Linked DNA regions of Homo sapiens: region 1 is linked to region 2. A link is a contact called in ENCODE Hi-C or POLR2A ChIA-PET data. All regions are on one chromosome and are shown on one strand. The core of a region is the stretch at or near the end of the contact, and the rest is flanking DNA. Distances in the headings are between cores, read along the strand shown. Region 1 has its middle 140 kb from the start of C14orf180. Region 2 has its middle 170 kb from the start of LINC02691.

Region 1 (5,488 bases), core at 49-2,548, 42 kb after region 2:
AGTGTGAGTGCTGGCCCACTCACGACATGCCCAGACCTGCAGAATGGGAAAGGCCTTCCTGGTAACGGGGCCTCCAAGAGCAGGCAGGTGGCCTGTGAGCGGCATTTCCAAACATCAGACTTCGCAGGGCTGACTTGATGGCTACCAGCAAGCAAGTCCCACCATGGTTCCTGTGGGGCAGTCGGGGTGCTCAGGGAGGTGGGCTCCAGGCAGGGGACCTGGCCCAGCCTCACTGTGACCCCCGGAGGCCCAGCAAGGGGTGACTAGTGGGCACAGTGCCTTGGAGTGGGAGGAGGAGAAACCCTAAAATGAGGCCCACGCCCCACAGCCGAGTGGCTCCCTGGAGCCAGCCCTGGCCCCGTCGTGCCCCAAGAAGGCCTGGCTGGCCAGGGCCTAGGGCTCCTGTGGGGTTGCCAGCACCACAGGGTCAGTACAGGCTGTCATCAGGCAGTCCAGCCACCCTGAGGGCAGGTGCTGGGGAAGGACCCTGTCCCACTCCCTCCATCACCTGTGCTGGGGCCACTGGCAGTCATAGGAGAGCAGAGCAGGCCCAAGGTAGGCGCCAGACATGGCGCCCTTGCAGCCAGCGTGTCCACGCCCATCCTCAAGCCGAGCCTGGTCACCAGCAGTGAGAAGGGAGGGTAGGCCCACGGCCCTGGCTCCCCTAAAGTCCTGTTTCCACGGAACGATGGCCCAGCATCTACTCCTCCCCAGGACCCCCGCTAACTGGGAAGGGTCAGCCCCTGCCCTTTGCACTCTACCCCCAAGACATGCGGCCTCCTTGACCTCTCTATGCTCAAGCAAGTCTTGCCAGAACTAGGAAAATCTGCCCCAAGCTATGATCCCAGCTGGTGCAGATGGTCCCAGGCTGTGGTGGGCCCTGTTCTATTCCTCCCAACAACCCTGCAGTCCATCCCACAAATCGGGACAATGCGCTGGGACAGCTGACATTCCAGAGGTGTCCAGGGACGCACAGTGAATCCGTGTCCACTGGGGAGCGCCCACTAGGAGGGAGGAAGCCCAGGAGAGTGGGCGCTCGCAGGAAGCCCTCTGGCCTGGCCCGGTAGTCCTGGCGGGCTTCCAGGGGGAGGTGGAGCTGAGCCTCCTGCAGATGGGCGGAGCTGAGGGAGGCAGGCCTGGGGCAGTCGGGGTGAAGGCTCCAGGACTGCCAGGGCAGGAAACCACACAGGATGTTATGGAGAAGCAGGACGGCAGCAAGGGTGTACAGCTGGGCCTGGTCACTCTGCCAAGCCCCTAGCCCGGCGGCTGCCTCCCCGCAGTGGCCTGTTTTCTCCGCGGCCATGCCAGGAGACGTGCCGGGGGCTGACCGTAAGCTTCCCCCAGGAACTGCTGACACAAGCTCCTCCCACTGCATGCCTGTGTCTGGCTGGCCAAGCTCTGTCCCAGGACTTCCCTCCCACCAGGGCCCTGTTCCCATTCCCACCACAGGACCAAGGGGCCCTACTTAGCCTCCAGCCTCCCGGGCACCCCCTGGTCCTTACTGCAGCTGCGCTGGTGTCATTCTCCGTCCTGTGGGGTGAGCTCCAGCATGGCCGTGCGTGCTCTGCTGGGCAGTGCCAGGCCCGTCTCCACTGGCCTCAGACACGGCAAGGCTGGACCCCTACCCAGGGTCAGAGCTTAGGTGTGGGAAGGAGGGCGATGGAGCAGATAATGAGTCAATCAGACCTGGAGACGCTGGGGGCTGGTGAAGCACCAGGCAAGGAGTTTGGGGCTGCCCCTGGTACAGGAGCCGTATGGTCCTCACCCCACACCCCAGGGAGTCACCCAGCCAGGGCCAGGGGAGAGGCAGGTGACTGCCGTGTGCGGACTCTGCACTGGCTACTACACTGCCTGTGGGGCTGGAATGGGGGCTCCCAGAAAGGGGCTGGACTCCAGCCCCTGGAGGACAGGGTGTTAGGCAGCCAGCAGTGGGTGAACCCAAGGGCCAGGCCAGCACAGCACGGGGGCAGGGTGAGGGTCCCAGGTTGTGGCTCAGCCTGACGGGCCTTGCTGTGTAAGCTGCTCTCAGAGAGGGAGGTGGCTGGTCTCTTTCTTCCCTTGTGGAGATGCAGCCAGACAGGGGCCAGAGGCCCAATGAATTAATTATGGAGGGAAGGCAGCCCTGCTCTGAGCAGCGGGGCTCTGGATGAGGCGGTGGCTCCAGCTGCTGCAGGGCCCTGAAAGCACACTGCCCACCTCTGCCGGCCCCACCCAGCTGCAGGAGGCCCAGCCCCACCTGCCCTGGAAGCCTTCCAGGACTGTCAGGCAGGGGGATCTCCTGTAAGCGCCCACTCTCCTGGGCCTCTCCCCTCTGACAGGGCACTCCTGGGGCAGGTATCGCAGAGGGGGAGTTCCTGGGCCCTGGCCAGCTGCTCAGTGGGCAGCTGTGGGCCCTTCACTGGCTTCAGGTTCCTCTGAGCTGGTGCCCTCCCGCCTGCCTGTGGGTGGTGACACTGGGCTGGGACACATGAGTCCTCCCCACACTGGCCCCAGGGCACAATCAATACCCAGTGAGCCTTTCATTACCTGGCTGTTAATTATTCAGCGCTCACTGGGAAGGCCACATGCCACATCCGTGCCCTCACCCCGCCCCACCCCATGGGAACACAACAGAAAGTGCCTGGGAGTGGGCAGGGAGGAGACGCTAAGCACACAGTGAGGAGACCACCCCTGGAAGCCCCCAGACCACAGCAGAGAGAAAGAGAGAGACAGAAAGAAGTCTTCCCTGGTGGGTGAGAGCCCAGGCTGTTCTTCCAAGGGCAGGAGGGAGGGAGGCAGGGAAGGAGGAAGGAAGGGGGGCCTGACCACCCAGGCCAGCCCCGGGGGCCAGCTCCACTGGCATCACAGCACTTAATTTGCACACAGCGCAGGAGGTGAGGCCTGCCTGTCTGCTCCCTCCAGGCCCAAGGTCACAGTGAAGGGACGCAGGGGATCCAGGGCAGTTGGATGCCCCGCAGGTGGGGGATGAAGACTTGGCCAAGCCCCCTCAAGCGCCAAGCTCTTTTACTAGGCAGTGTCTAAAAGCCCCTTGTGAGTGTCCCACCAGCCACATCCATTCTGTATCCTCTAAGAAAGCAAAGCAAAGGAAAGAAAGAGGGGAGGGGAGGGCAGGGGCAGGTCCTGAGGGCTGCAGGCCCCCGGGTCCCAGGTGAGTTTGTGGGTCAGCTCTCAGAGGTGTGAACACAGCCTTGGTGGGGCACCCAGATGCAGACTCTGGCCTCAGACCAGCCCCCACCTTGTTTGCGTCCCCCAAGTCAAGTAGCCGTCCCCCTGGCATGGGCCATCCCATGGCAAAGGGGTTGCAGGGAGGAGGTGTCCCTGTGGCCTGTGTCGGGGGTACACGCCAGCACAGAGGCTGAGCAGCCCAAGCCACCAGCTCCAGATGCTACAGGTGGAGTTTGGATGTCGAAGCCCGAATCCCCAGTACACAGAACGTGATCTTATTTAGAAATAGGGTCACTGCAGATGTGATTAGAAAAATGAGGCCACCCTGCAGCAGGGCAGGCCCCTCATCGGACATGACAGTTGTCCTTATAAAAAGAAGGAATTTGGATACAAACACGTGCACAGGGCAAACACCGAGGGGGTGAGAGCAAGGGTCGGGGTGATGTTTCCACAAGCCGTGGACCCCAGAGACGGCCAGCAACCTCCAGAAACGAGGCAAGAGCTGTGGAACAAGTTCTCCCTCACAGCCCCGGAAGGACCCAGCCCTGTCAATGCCTGGATCCTGGACTTTCTGCCTTCAAAACATTGCGGGAAAAAATCTCTGTTGTTTAAGCCACCCACGATCTGGTACAGGCAAATCTCAGAGATATTGTGGGTTCCATTCCAGACCACTGCAATAAAGTGAGTTTTACAATACGGTGAGTCACATGAATTTTTTGGTTTCCCGGTACATATAAAAGTGACATTTTCACTGTACTGTAGTCTATTCAGTGTGCAATAGCATCGTCTAAAAAACAATGTACTTACCTTAATTAAAATACACTTCATTGCCAAACAATGCTAACGACCATCTGTGCCTTCAGTGAATCATCTTTTGCTGGTGAGGGTCTTGCCTCCATGTTGATGGCTGCTGTCTGATGGAGGTGGTGGGTGCTGAAGGCTGGGGTGGCTGTGGCAATTTCTTAGGACAACAGTGAAGCTGGCCTCATCAATAGACTTTTCCTTTCCTGAAAGATTTTGCTGTAGCGTGCGATTCTGTTGACAGCATTTTATCCACAGTAGTTCTTCTTTCAGCAGTGGAGTCAATTTTCCCAATCCTTGCCACTGCTCCATCAACTAAGTTTTGATGGAATATTCTAAATCCTTTGTTGTCATTTCAACAGTGTTCACTTTCTTTTCTCATCCGTAAAAAGCAACTCTTCATCCATTCGAGTTTCTTCATGAGACTGCAGCAATTCAGTCACATCCTCAGGCTCCACTTCTAATTCTAGTTCTCTTGCTATTTCCACCACATGTGCAGTTCCTGCTTCCCTGAAGTCTTGAACCCTCAAAGTCATCCATGCGAGTTGGAATCCATTTCTTCTAAATTCCTGTCAATGTTGATATCTCAACCTCCTCCCATTCTTCACGGCTTCTAGAATGGAGAATCCTTTCTGAAGATTTTCCATTGACTTTGCCTAGATCCATCAGAGAAATCACTGTCTATGGCAGTTACAGCCTTACAACATGTATTTCTTAAATAGTAAGACTTGAAAGTTGAAATGACTCCCTGATGCGTGGGCGGCCTGATGGATGTCGTGTGAGCAGCCATGAAAACAACGTTCGTCTCCTGCGAGTCTCCAGCAGAGCTCTTGGGTGACCAGGTCATGTCAATGAGCAGTCATATTTTGAAAGGAACCTTTTTTTTTTCTGAGCAGTAGGTATCAACGGTGAGCTTAAAATATTCAGCCAATCGTGCTGTAAACAGATGTGCTGTCATCCAGGCTTTGTTGTTCCATTTTCAGAACACAGACAGTCGACTTTGCGTAATTCTTAAGGGCCCTAGGATTTCAGGAATGGTAAATCAGCACTGGCTTCAACTTAAAGTCACCAGCTGCCTTCACTCCTAACAAGAGAGGCAGCCTGTCCTTTGAAGCTTTGAGGCCAGGCATCGACTTCTCCTCTCTAGCTATGAAAGTCCTAGATGGCATCTTCTTCCAATGGAAGGCTGTGTCTTCCACGTTGAAAATCTGTTGTTTAGTGTAGCCACCTTCGTCGATGATCCAAGCTGGATCTTCTGGATAACTCGCTGCAGCTTCTCCGTCAGCACTTGCCGCTTCACCCTGCACTTTCATGTTCTGGGGACACACATTAAGCCTCACGAACCGACCTCTGCCAGCTTCCAGCTTTTCTTCTGCAGCTTCCTCATCCCTGTCAGCCTTCACAGAACTGAGAATCAGGGCCTCGCTGGGGGTGAGGCTTTGGCTTAAGGGGAGTGTGATGGCTGCTTGGATCTATCCAGACCACTCGAGCTGTCTCCACATCAGCATTTTTAAAATTTTTA
Region 2 (5,948 bases), core at 1,453-3,952:
GTGGCGGGGGTCACCTTTCCTGCTTTACAGATGAGGGAGCCGAATTGCACTGGGGAGAGCCCTGGCCCCTAGTCTGTGTGTCCAACATTCTAGAGCCTGGGTTCTCGAGGCTGGTGGCTACAAGGTGGCTATTCTAGATTCCCTGTGTCTGGATGGTGTGGCCGCAGCACCCAGCCTGAAGGCTGATGGATCCCACTCAAGAACCCGGCCTCCTCATGCTATGTGCACACAGAGGGGCAAGGTTGGGGAGGGAGAGGGGCGAGTCCCAGGCTGCAGGTGGAGCGACCCCAAGCTCCCACCCCAAACAGCACAGTCCAGGACGCCCACCCGGAAGGAAGCTGCCAAGAGCTTCAGCACGTGGCTTTGAAATAACACAGTGTGATTTAACGGCCCGGGTGGTGTGGAACAGCGGCACGGTGGCTCCTCAGCAGTGGAGGCTCCGGTCCTGGCTGGTGCATCTGCTCCGGCAGCTGGCCGCCCCTCCATCCGCGGCCGTAACATTTCAAGACAGTTTTGCTTGCAAGGAGTCACAGTCCATTGGTTTTATGGAAACACTCTCTGAGTTTACTTCCCGCGCAGGGGAAAGACAGCTGTTTTATATGCACTTGGAGGAACACCTAAAGGGTTTTAGTGTTAATTAAGTTGGGAGGACGGTTCTTAACAAGCACCTTTTTGTAAATGTCAAGCTGCTCTGCTGTTTCACTGTTGTTATGGAAGGTGGAAATTAGGCAGCGCCCCCTACTCCCTCCTGCGGCAGGAAAGGGGGCACCACCTGTGTGTGCTGGGGCAGGTGTGCTGACACCGGCTTGCTCAGTAGAGCCACTTCCTGGAATGATCCGGAAAGTATAAGGGCAGCCCAAGAGGGCAGAAAAGCCGCAGCATCCAGAGAGTAATGGGGAGGCTCTGAGTGTTGGGGGCTGGTCTCAGGGACTGGCTCCATCTGGGGAGAGCTCACAATGTGAGGGCTGCAGACACAGCTCCCACCCAGAGCCCTGGCAGGACCCCCTCATGGGCAGGTCCGGGCAGCACATGGGAATCCCTGTCTCAGATGGTGGATGCCAGCTTGAAGCTCCCAATTTCATCTTTAGATTTGGGCCTGGACGAAAAGTCCGACGTGCGGGGCGGTCAGCGCTTCGGCTGCGGTGGGTTCCCGCCCCTTGCTGCCTCCCCAGGATGGGTTCTTGGCCTTCTGGAGCTCCAGGCCCTACCCGGTTTCCCCCTCTCATCAAAACATGCGACCAGGCCATGTTTGCGGGGAGGCCAGTGCCCCACAGCCCCTGACTGTCCCCGGTGGGGCCTGAGGTCGATCAGGAGCAGGGAGAGATGAGGCGTGAACACCTGGCTGTGAGCTGGTCCTTCCACGTGGAACACCCTGGATGGATGGGGGCTGCAGATGGGCCCCGGGGCACACGATGGGGAAGGGGAGGCTCCCAGGAGTATCTTCAGGGCCCACAGGGAACCCCCAGGGAAGGGGCTTGGACGGGTGGGGCTGTGGTTCCCGAGGGCCTGGAAAGCTGTGTGGACCTGAGGGTGTGCTGGGTCCAAGCCCAGCTGATTCCAGCGGGTGGGAAACCGTGTGTGAGGCTCTGGACGGCCTGTGGACAGGGCAGAGGCCCGGGATGTCTGGGAGGCCGGGTGGGGACACAGCCTTTCCCTGTCGGCTCAGGAGTTGGCACCGCTGAGGAAAGGGGGATGTTCAACAAATGAGCTTCAGAGAAACCCCCCAACACCACTACTCCTGGAGGAGGCATCCTGAAGACTGAAATGTTCCCGGGTCTCCAGAAAGGAATCCTGGGGCCAGCACTGTGTGGGGGCAGCTGACCTCCCAGGGCCACTGCTGTCGCTGCACCCACTGGCAGTGGGACAGGAGCCTGGGCCAGGACCCAGAGACCTGAGTCATGTCAACCCCACCCCCTACCCCCAATTTCTTGACCACCGGGGCCTTCACCAGACCTGCCTGGCTCCGGCCTCTGTCATGTGGAGACTGGAAGTTTCAGGGCTCAGCCTGGGTGAGCACGTGGGAGCCCTGCGGTGAGTGGGGGTGGAACCCCGGACTCCAGGGACGGCGCTCCAGGAGGGGTCTCAGGCACACCCCAACCTCCCAGCGGCCGTGACGGGCTTGGAGGCCTGTGTCAGGCCACAGCAGGCCAGGCCCGGTTTCCGGACCCTGCTGAGAGCCACAGACCCAATGACTTCTGCAGCTTGCCCCGTGAATGGAGCTCCATGCCAAAGCTTGGTCTCCAGGGTGCTGCTTCTCCAGCACCAGCGGCTCCCAGGCTTGCAGGGGCGGCGTGGCCTGGGCCAGCTTTCCCAGCCATTGTTCTCCCTGTGTGAAAACCCCAGGGCTCCCCAGCCGGCACCACCACACCCCTTTGCCTTTCCCCTCCTGCGGCCCCTCTGCTGGGTCACAGCCTTGGAGATGGGCCTGCAGAGGCACCCACACACCCTGGCCAGAGCTGACATCCTAAGCAGGCTGACAACCAGCCTGCAGGCTGAAGGACCCTGGAGAGACCTGGCCAGGCTGGACCCTGCAATCAGAAACAGAAGGCCCTTCTAGTGGGGGAAACTGAGGCCCAGAGGAGGGTAGAAGACTGCCCACAGCTGCCCGAGGGGGCTGAGTTCTGAGTCTGGGCTCTGGGTGGCCTGAGCAAGAAATCTGCTCCTGGGCACCCGCGGCTGTGACGGCTCCTGTGGCTGGGTCCTGGAACTCCTCCTGCCTCAATCATCGATTGGGCAGAAGGTCTGGAGCATGCTGGGCCTGGCTGCTGCCTGGGCACGAGTGGGGATAGCTTCAGTGTCACCTCAGTCACCCCAGGAGCCCTGCGGGATGGCTGCCCCACTTCACAGATGGAGTCTTGAGAGAGCTGATCAAGAACGGGGTGTGGGCCTCTGTGGTTTCCGCCTCCCGGATGCCCCATGCCTCTGTGTCTCAGAGGTGCCTGGGCCTCTGGGCTGCTGCCAAGTCCAGGACTAAGTGTTCTTCCAGAGCCCCAGATGCATCCTTCTGGTGTGTGTGTGTGTGTTTGTGTGTGTGTGTGTGTGTGTGTGTGGTCTCTGGGGGCAGTGGTAGGAGCCTGGGTTGCAGGGGCTGTCTTTGCTAGATCTCAAACTCAAAGGGGACCCTCTCTCTGGTTGCCTGGGGAGTCTGCTGCCCCGCCACCCCCCCGCAACAGTCCTGCTTGCTGCTCCTGTGCCTTCCTGCCCCCGAGCCCCGTCCCCAGCCCCTTTCCCTGCCCAGCCCTCTCTGCTGCCTTCCAGGCCTGCTCTCTTGACTTCAGAGGATGAGACTCGGGTCTGCCTTCAGGCTCCCAGGGGAAGGGTCCCAGGAGCTGCACTCTCCTCCCTGCCTGACAGTGCAGGAGGAGGTCGATGCCGTAGGAGGAGGGCAATGCCCCGGCAGCAGGTGCTCTCTGGCTCCAGCTCCCCATTCGTGCACCGCCTCAGCCCTGCAAAGTAGGTTGGTGCAGTCTTACGGGGGGATGTCTGCAGCCAGGCATCACCATCCGCAGCCAGGCAGAACGTGAGGCTGGTGCTGTGACCTGGGCCAGCACTTCCCTCACACTCTCCTTGTCCTTCCATGCCTGGCCTCAGTGAGGAAGGGTCCTCCTGGAGATGGGGCTGGGCAGACGTCCCTGGAGGGTCCCAGGAAGGCTCTGAAATCTGGCACATTCTGCAACCTATGTTCCAACCACTGACTCCAGGAACTGGTGCATGGGCTGAAGCAATGAAGAAAAGTCACCGTCCCATGAGGCAAAGCTGATTTAAAAGCTCACTTATTCTTAGTGGGAAAAATGGGGTTAGCAACCATAACATTTGAAAACCAACTGGAAATAGGCTGGTAAATAACTTTATGGAATTGTTGGTTCGGGAATTATGTTAGGAACTTGGAGTCTGTGATTATCAAGCAAAAAATGTCTCAGCATTTCAGGCCAGGGTCAGGGAGAGGGTAGGGGTGGGAATGGGGTCTATAGAGGTTATAGGAAAAGAAATCTGAGTGGTTGTTTAGGAGACTGAGGAGACTGAAAAGACCCTGAAACCCCACGGAGGTGATCAGGGACACTGGCCTGCCCTGAGATGCCTCTTCCAGTGTGCCTTCCTCCCCGCTGCCCTGCCCAGGCCAGCTCCCTGGAAACCCACTAAGAGGAAGGGTGTCTTGTGACCAGCCACATCACGAGATGTCCCACATCGCAGATTTCAGGTGCAAGGATTGAGGTGTCACAGCAAACAGAGGAGGGGCTGGGGTAGGTGTGGTTCTACAGCAGCTCTTAAAACAGAATAAACAAAAACTACAAGCGGTCTGCCACGGTGGCTCACACCTGTAATCCCAGCACTTTGGGAAGCTGAGGTAAAAGAATCACTTGAGCCTGGGAGTGTGAGGCTGCTCCCTCTGGTGAGCTGTGATCACACCACTGTACTCCAGCCTGCGTGACAAAGCGAGACCTTGTCTCTAAAGAAAACAAAACAAAAACCAAGTGTAATCAACCTTGCCCTTGAAAATGCGTTAGTCCACCCACCAGGTCATCTGGAATCTATCTTGGGATAGGTGGTGACCTGGTAGGACCAAGGGTCTTCCGAGGCACTGAAGAACTTGGGTTTTGCTGTAGATCTGAGTGGGGAGTTTTGGGAGGAAGGGGCGGGAAGTACCTTGATCTCACTGCCAGGGCCCCTTTGGCTGCTGAGGGGACAGCAGCTGAAACAGGACGGGCAGTGCACGTCCAGCGAGGACACCCTGGCCGCAGGTCTGCCCAGCGACAGGAGGAGGGCTGCATCTGGGGTCCGTGGTGGAGGTGGACACAGCGGCCAGCTTCTGGGAGCGTTTTAGAGTGAAGTCCACAGGACGTGTGTGAGGGAGTGAGCCGGCATCCAGGGCAAGGTCCTGAGATTCAGACGGTGGTGCTGTTTGGCAGTGACCCTGGGTGTGGGCGTCCCGGGTGCCGGGGAGAGCTCATCTTCAGAAATGAGGAGGCCGGGGGTGGCACAGACTGTCCACACAGGGGTTCTGTGGCCTGGCGTGCTGCCAGTCCAGAGATCCCAAAAAAACCTGTGTCCCGGCTGCTGTCCTTGGCCCTGCTCTGACCCCTGCTCTCCCCGCTGCTTTTCAGAATTGCTGCTCCGTGAATTTCTGAATTGCAGTACTCGCTGTGCACCTGTCTCTTCCTTCGGGAGCCATTGTCAGGTGGGATTGCGTAAATGTCCTCCATGGCGTGAGGCCCTGACTCACCTGAACAACATTCCCCAGTGAGCACGGAGCAGCAGCCCGCCCGGCTCAGCAGTGCCTTGCCCTGGCCCTTTCTCTCCTCGCTGGTTCATCTGCATTAAAGAAACAGAAAGCTTCCTTCGCTGGCCCGCTCATTGCCTGTCTTCTCTCCCTGCCTCAGCTGCGGTCAGGCTCCAGGTGAGCTGCACCTGGCCGTCTCAATTACACTGCTTCTCTGGCATCGGATAGGAACTCTATGGCCAACTTACCCACAAGGTGGTCTGCAATATCTTTGAATAAATTAATGATTGAATGAATGTCTTAGTCCATCCAGGCCACTACAACAAAACAACACAGATGGGGCAGCTTAACAGTGGACATTCATTCCTCACATTTCTGGAGGCTGGGAGTCCAAGGTGAAGGTGGCAGCAGGGTTGGCTCCAGAGAGGGCTGCTTCCTGGTCCCCGGACAGCCTCCTTCTTGCTGTGTCCTCTCATAGCAGAGAGAGGATGTTCTGTCACGGGCCCTCATGACCTCCTCTAAGCCTCATCAGCTCCCAGGGGCCTCACTTGCAAATACCATCGCATTGGGGTCAGAGCTTCCACATAGGAAACATTTGGTCTGTAGCAACGAGTGAATGAATCATTACAGATTTCTCTATAAGACCACCAGGTCTTAATGTATTCAAAGATATTGCAGACCACCTCTTGGGTAAGTTGGCCATAGAGTTCTTATCCAATGCCAGAGAGGC

What was found. Hi-C counts contacts between places; a loop is a spot of excess contacts on that map. ChIA-PET counts read pairs that join two places held with the same protein, here RNA polymerase II (POLR2A). Pooled maps may share reads with other maps.
Region 1: a map of heart right ventricle shows a loop between it and region 2 (6-fold over the local background). The contact joins two enhancer-like sites. A Hi-C loop is called at or near these places in 1 of 168 maps with a recorded cell type or tissue (heart right ventricle) and 3 of 50 pooled maps. POLR2A ChIA-PET finds 5 or more read pairs at or near these places in 2 of 52 experiments (A673 and activated CD4-positive, alpha-beta T cell).

Annotation. Positions count from the first base shown.
Region 1 is chr14:104,435,078-104,440,565 of GRCh38, forward strand. No RefSeq gene overlaps it. Among named protein-coding and RNA genes, the nearest start is that of C14orf180, 140 kb to the right of the region's middle. RefSeq lists an enhancer at 1-776. Within about 2 kb of position 1,299, at least 17 of the 41 ENCODE cell types and tissues checked have a DNase peak (open chromatin) inside an H3K27ac peak, as active enhancers do; they include heart right ventricle, where a contact is called at or near this core.
Region 2 is chr14:104,391,294-104,397,241 of GRCh38, forward strand. No RefSeq gene overlaps it. Among named protein-coding and RNA genes, the nearest start is that of LINC02691, 170 kb to the left of the region's middle. RefSeq lists an enhancer at 2,577-2,846. Within about 2 kb of position 2,703, at least 9 of the 41 ENCODE cell types and tissues checked have a DNase peak (open chromatin) inside an H3K27ac peak, as active enhancers do; they include heart right ventricle, where a contact is called at or near this core.